2 separate regions of the Homo sapiens genome follow, and region 2 is linked to region 1. Evidence: chromatin contacts called from ENCODE Hi-C data. All regions are on one chromosome and are shown on one strand. Each heading gives the region's core, a stretch centred on a gene start or an enhancer-like site at or near the end of the contact. The rest is flanking DNA. Distances are from core to core; before and after follow the strand shown. Region 1 has its middle 13 kb from the start of MIR8052. Region 2 holds the start of LINC02551 (long intergenic non-protein coding RNA 2551).

The links. A loop is a pair of places that touch in the nucleus more often than their neighbours do. Pooled maps may share reads with other maps.
Region 2: a pooled map shows a loop between it and region 1 (2.2-fold over the local background). The contact joins the promoter of LINC02551 here to the enhancer-like site in region 1. A Hi-C loop is called at or near these places in 2 of 168 maps with a recorded cell type or tissue (IMR-90 and dorsolateral prefrontal cortex) and 7 of 50 pooled maps.

Annotation. Positions count from the first base shown.
Region 1 is chr11:130,652,452-130,655,996 of GRCh38, reverse strand. No RefSeq gene overlaps it. Among named protein-coding and RNA genes, the nearest start is that of MIR8052, 13 kb to the left of the region's middle. Within about 2 kb of position 1,921, at least 16 of the 41 ENCODE cell types and tissues checked have a DNase peak (open chromatin) inside an H3K27ac peak, as active enhancers do.
Region 2 is chr11:130,860,250-130,863,794 of GRCh38, reverse strand. It overlaps LINC02551 (long intergenic non-protein coding RNA 2551), which reads left to right and starts at 1,685. Exons shown (of 6, transcript NR_125383.1): 1 at 1,685-1,829; 2 at 1,967-2,019. RefSeq lists enhancers at 1,323-1,823, 1,824-2,324.

The DNA of each region.
Region 1 (3,545 bases), core at 672-3,171:
AACCCTGTATTTTTTCCTCTGGGTTAATTATAACAACGGTAAGTAAATAATTTGTACAAATTGTTGAAGTGAGACAAATTTGCAGTCTTCCTCCTCCCATTTGAGGGAAACTAAAAACAACATAATTTAATCAGAACTGTAATTATTTCCCAAATTATAAATAGAATAACCATTAAAAACTGAAGTTACTGTGGTGTGATTCTTCCAGGCTTGATCAGAACAGGAAAGAGCCTGGGGCCCTTTCACCCACTAATGAGGTCCTATCATTCCCAAGGGACTAAGCCAGAAAGGCCTGCTAATACAGAAATATTATTTTTCCATCATGGGATTTAACTATCTGGACACTAAGAAAAGCTTATGTTTATCTTAGAGTGATATCTTTAGCTAACATACCACTTAAGTCGGGAACCAGCAGGTCACAATTTCACTGGTAGGTACAGGATCTACTTACACACTCACTCATGGGCTGTGTAGCCTGAGAAACTTAGAGTCAGTGAACATCTGTGCTCATCTAGTTAATGCTAATTGAGACTGAAGATTGAAAGGAAGAACCTAGAGCCTCAGCCAGTGGAGGAAATGTATTTTTCCAGAGAAAACATTTGAGAGGTGGCAGATTGAGAGGCTTAAAGAAGAAATACACATGAATATAAAAGTGAACCTGACAGCCAGGTCGGAGAAGGATGTCTTCCTTGTGAAGGCCCAAGATAAAGTCTCTTTCCTTTGTGTAATAAAATAGGAAGTTCTAAGTACAGTTTCAGGCTTTGTCCTTTTGAGTTGGAATGTTTCCTTCTGAGATCACCACAACTCTTCCATAAGGAACGTCACGTATGTACCACAACCCATTGTGTTGCGTGGGGAAAGGAGTGCTCCTCTGTATTCCTTTCTTGGATCCAGTGGAGAAGTGGGCTGCAGCTCCATAGGCAGGTTTGGATGCTGGGCCATTCACGGCTGTCAACAATAGAGAGGCTTATGACCCTGTAGGCCCCGGAGAAGATATTGCAGAGACATACTCCAAATCTCTTAATTGCCTTATAGTTTATGGAATACTACCATTTGAAGGAAAAGAAGTGGTTGCAACAACACCTGAACTACCTTTTTTAATATTTTCCCCCAAATAGACTATGTGTTCTGATATGGCAAAGACTGCCTGTCTTATTTGTAATGATATCCCCAGCTGTTATTTCAGTGTCTGGTATGTTAGAGGAACTTAGAAAATATGGGATGGATGCATGAATCTAAGTGTTAACCAGAAAATTCTCATACCCTCTAACAAATTTGGACAATGAACACAACAGGGACAGAACATGAAACCCAGGTCTAGCTTTCTAGTTCTAGACCATTTACTCTCCTTGTTAGCTGGGCTTTAGGAAGCAGAATTGGAAGATGAAAAGATGATCCTTCATGCAACTTAGGGACTCTTCCCAGCACATTTTGCTGCATTTCTCTGCCAAACCCTAAAGCCCCAAGACTCCTCTTAGCTCAGTAACACCTGTGCATTTCCTTAAATCCATTTCCAGAGTTGATAAATATACAAGGCAGAACAGAGTGGTGCAGCTCAAGGAAGTAAGCATGAGGATAATGGGTCCCTGTGCCCTGGAAATCTGGCACCAGTGGACTGTGTTAATTAGGTGCAAAGAAGCCATCTGGTCAATTTAGTTTTAATCTCATCAAGTTTTTTGAAAAACATTTGCCAGTGATGGGGCGTGAAGGGAAAATTTAAAAATAGTATAATTAGATGTGATGCCAGGAAGTCCTTGTCACGTGCCATCCAAGAGCAAAGAAGGAAAATGAAGAAGAAATTGCAAATACAATTAAATAAATACACCAAAATAAATGATAACAAAGCCAAGCAGACCTTGGCCTCAGTCCCTGCATTCTTCTAGGCAGTTCACTGCACTCTGTGTGCCGAGTTGCTTGGCAGGCTTTGCTTAGCTGGGCTGGGTTCAGCAGTGCTCAGGAATGTGAGTGGGAAGAGGTCGCCAGGCACCATTGCCCTGGCAGAGTGTCACTGAGTGTCACTGAGAGGGTGGAAGGGGTGGGACTGATATAAACCAGGCAGTGTCCTGCTGTCTGTGCACCCTGTACTGTGCTAGGTGTACCTGACCACCAAGACACAGTTACTCTCCACCTCTCTCCCCCGGGAGGAAAAAAGCTGCAGGGAGCATCTCTAAAGCTGAGCTTGTCTACCTGAATTATTCCATACCTAATGACCACTATTCAGCAAGTGCCTTGCATTCTCTAATCCCTGAAAACGTATGCAAAAAAAAAAAAAAAGTTTTACGTAGATGCCAGATTCTTGCATTTAATGGGGCAGCACCAGGAAGTACTAGAGATCCTTAACTTCAAGAGCAGGGGTCACTTTAAGATCTGCTGCCAGGCCAGGTCCAAATTCACAGCATCAAATCTTCAAAGACGGAACCAAGAGGGATCCCCTCTATTGCTCTACCCAGAAATACATTCAGAACCAAAGCTACCGAGTCAATGGCAAGTTACCAGTTTCTCTCTACTTCTTCTGTTCTGCAGCTGAGGCATTATCTATAGAACGTGTTTCTACAGCACAATAGTGCCAGCCTTAGAGTCCAAAGGCATGGGTCTGTGTCTAGATCCATGACTAGCTGAATCCACTGGCAGGTCACTGAAAGTCTATGAGCTTCAATTTGTTCATATATAAAACAAGATATATTTTCTCACCATTCTAAATGATAAACTGGCAAACATCTGTATGTTAGGTGTTATTATTGTTAAAGCTCTTGGAAACATACTGGAAGTACTCAAAGAAAGTATGTAGCAACTGCTGTGCCCTGGCTCAGTGTCAGGAGCATGAGTTCTGTTGCCTCATTCTGGGTGATTTGCTTCACTTCTCTGAGCTTCTATTGCTTCATCTGTAAAATGAGAGGGTGGGACTAGATTTCATACCAGTCTAGGCTTATCTGAGGCCCCTTACAACACCAGCTTCCCAGTGTACATAAAAGCTCATCTTGGGAAGACTGACTTACAACCCCAAAGACTGTATGCCCATAGCTCAGAATCTCCACATCTAGATGGGGGTTGGCAAACTACAAACTGCTGGGCCAAAGCCAATCCAACTGCCAGTGTTTGTGAATAAAGTTTTATTGAAACACAGCCATGCTCATTCATTTACTGCTGCCTACAGCTGCCCTCATGCTACGACAGCAGTGTAGTAGTTCGGTTAGTAACCACATGAAAGCCAGGCCTAAAATATTTACTGTCTTTCCCTTTATAGAAAGTTCACCATCCCTTGTTGTAGATGGTTGCTGGGTGATTTCAGCAAAAATATCAAACCACGTCTTACTTTCTTTTTTAAAAAAGTACGAAACATGGATAATCTGAGATACGTTGATGCTTTCTTTGGACAATCTAAGACACTGCTTAGGTGCATTAACATCACATAATAATAACAACAATAAACCTACTCAATCAACAGGTCTATTATTGGGAGGGAAGGGACATTTATACCTTTGGCATTGTTTTTACCAGACAGAAAACTTAATTAGACAAGGGTTTTATTCATAAGAAATAAGGCC
Region 2 (3,545 bases), core at 436-2,935, 210 kb before region 1:
CTACAGCTCTGCCTTTAGCAGTGTGAGGAATATCGTAGGTGCTCACTGTTTGTGGAATGAGTGGATAGGTGAATGAATGAGCAAATGAATATTTTTCTGTAAAGCAAGGACCACTCTGTGTGATAATGTGACATGCAGCCCACCATGGGATGATGTAAGGCTTCTTTTCACAGAACCGAAGAGCGTTTGAACTATAAAGGTCCTTGAAAGTAGGTCACCGTCCCAATTGTACAGAGTAGGAAACTGAGTCCCAGAGAGGGAAAACAGATGGAAATGAACACTTGGAAAGTTAATATCTTTGATTTTTAATACTTCTTCCTAGAGCGTAGTCCGATGTAACAGTTCATCTGGCGAGATTCTGAGTTACCAATTTTTTATGGGTTTTGCGTTAGAATAATTTTATAATAATCAAAAGTAAATGAGAACAAGGCCAATAGCATAAAATTTCACTCCTTCACACTCCTAAGTGTTTTTCGAGGCACTGCGGAAAAGGAAGCATCTATCGTGGTTGGTCCAGCATCCCTTCAGTAGCTTAGATCTGCAGAAATACTGTTGGAACATCGTTTCTTTATTCTTCCCATCCTTTGTGTGTTAGGCCAAACCCTGAGGACTGTCTGCCTTGGAATAGAGAGGAAATCCAAGCATATGTGCAAAGTTGAGCTGCACTTTCAGCCCCAGGTCTTCAATGGGCCTTCTCCACAGGCACCTGTGAAATGCCAGCAGGGTCGTTGCATGTAGAGGGATCCCACTCAGTGCACCCCTGGGAATGGCTCAGCCGCACTGTGGGTGTAAGCATTAATCACACAACAGCCATTCTACATATTCCTTTTTTATTCTCCAGAGAGTGCCAGGAAAAGTCCTGCCCAGTCAAAAGTCTTCTCTTGCAGCTGGGTGTTGAGGGTGATTGCCCCTCTCTCTCCTTGTAAGATTATGTTTGACAGCAGTGAAAACCAACAGTTTAACAGCAGTAATCTCTTGGCAGGACAGATTGATATGAGCCTTGTCCCAAAACAAAGTAATCCTTTCAGGGAAGTGTATTTCAAGTTGAGCTCACGTTCCCAAGATGCTGAGATTCTTATGTAGCTGACACCGGAGCTGAGGCTGAGCCCCAGCCAGGGATATCCAACGATTGCCAGTAACACCACGGAACTGAGTGAAGATTCAGGGGCTGAGTGTGTTCCTGAGTGCTTCAAACCGGGGGACCTGGAAACCAGAGGACTCCTGGGGAAAGGCTGTCAACTCCAGCCTGCTCTTCCTAAATGGCCTTGTTAGTAGTGACTTCAGCCCTGGCGGTGAGGCATGTGGGTCAGAATAACATTCCCTTTCTTTTCCCTTCACCTCTTTTTTCTCCACGGTTCCTTTTCATAACTTCTTTATTTGCTGCCTAGAGGAGCTTTCTGGACATTTTGTCTCCAGGGAGCGTGACATGTCACCTGTTTCTCACCTCATATGCCTCTGATCTTCTACACCAAGGTAGCTATAAAGGCTTGCTTTCTAGGCTGGGTTTCCCTGCACAGGCCCACTGAACCACTCAAACCTCAGAGGTGGAAGTGCCCAGCGGGCCTCATGGTCAGCTGGGGATAACGGAGTCATTTTCGCAGCCCAACTTCTGAAATTCCACAAGAGGGCGCCCAAGGTCTCCCAAGTCCGGCCACGCCCGGTGGCCTTGAGGCCGGAAGGTGGCGCTGTTGCTTTAGCCATCAAGAAAGGCAAGGCTGGGGACGCCGCATCCCCGGGTGCGGAGGGCGATGCCTAGGGGCGATGCTGTGCCTGTGGCGGCCAAACAGTGCCACCCACTCCGGGAAACAAAGCCAAGCGCCGGACGCTAGGTATGGGAGAGAAGAGCCACCCTGACCCAAGGGAGGGCTCTAGGTGAGGAGCCAGCGTCCTCCGGCTCCGGTTCCCGCTGCACTGCTGCTTTGCCAGGAGGCCTTGAAGAAAGTCATTCATTCTTTCTCCCCCACAGCTTCCTAGGTCTTCCACGTGTTCAACGGAAATTCACAAATTCTCTAGTAGCAGGTAAGCTTCGGATTCAGGAATGAAAAAGACAAAGCCCTGTCCTGGGTGAATTCATTATCCATGGACAGGGGAGGCAGGCGCATCATCGGAAAGTCACCGTGTGAGGAGGGACGTGGAGGCACAGAGGTGCACACGGAAGCCCCCAGAAGAAGGACTTCCCCCAGCCTGGGGAAGCTGGGCGGGCAGGGGTGGGCCAGCGAAGCCTTCCCGGTGATTCTAGGCAGTCTTAAAAGGTGTTAGGAGTCAACTTGGGAAAGATTAGGAAAAGGCAGTGTAGGCCAAGGGACGGCCGGAGCAGAGGCCGCGCGGCAGTGCTGGCATGTGGGTGGGCGGTGGTAAGGAAGGCGGTGGATGAGGATGCAGGGAGCAGATGGGCTGCGTTGCAGGCTGGGCCCCTATGGCCCTCAATAGGTTTTGTGGTCAACATGCTTTGTGGAGTTACAACAAGCAATGGTGGCCCTAACACATATATTCATTTATAGGTCCATAAATCTGCATTCATAGAGATAAATGAGTAATCCCCAGGGTGAAGGAGAACTGGAAGAGACACTGGAGCCAGGTCCACCCTTGGCCAGGTTTTACCTTGACTTGGCGTCATCACTAGGCACTGGTTTTTTTCTCTCTCCTTCTTCCCTGACCAAGAAATACAACAAATTCGTTATGATATCGACTTGTCATGATCCGAAATTGAAGAGCAACCATATATTTATTTGGCAAGATAAATACACACATTCTTTACATAAGATTAGTAGCCACCAGTTTCTAAAAGCATATATTGTCATTTATTTGCCAAAACAAAGGTACATGCCCACATGTTATAGATGGGAAAGATGAGGCCCAGAGCTCGGGTGCATGGCTGAGGTCACCCAATTAGTGGATGGTGGTGCTGGCACTTCTGTCTGGGCTGCTTCACCTTGTCACACACTCTCCACTCCATGCAGGCCGCACCTCTCTAGCAGGGTTTATCACCCAGCTTAGTATCACTAGTACCCAGCACACTCACTCTGTGAAAGACACTGCACTGTGATCTGTAGGGTCTAAAGCTAGGGGTCCATGTCACATACAGAATGGCACTTTTCACAGAAAGAGAGGACAGATGCTGCATGGCTGGTCTCAGTGTTCATTCCGAACCCCCACACTCCAGCGTGAGTACCAAATGGTCATGAGCATTGACGGAGCACACAGTGTACCCTGAGTTCTAAAGACGCAGGACTGTGTCTGAGCTGCCATAACAGAATACCATATCAGGTAGCTGACAAAAAAAAACAAAACAAAACACATTTCTCACAGTCCAGAGAGCAAGGTTCAGTGTCAAATGATGGCCTGTTTCCTCATAGACCCTATCTTCTCACTGTAACTTCACATGTCAGAAGGGACAAACAAGCTCCCTTAGGCCCCTCTTATGAGGGCACTCATCCCATGCGTGTGGCCTCTACCCTCAAGACCAAGTCACCTTCCGAAGGCTCCGCCTCCTGGTATCATCACCTTGGTGTTGAGGATTTTAATCTGTCAATTTTGGATGGAGA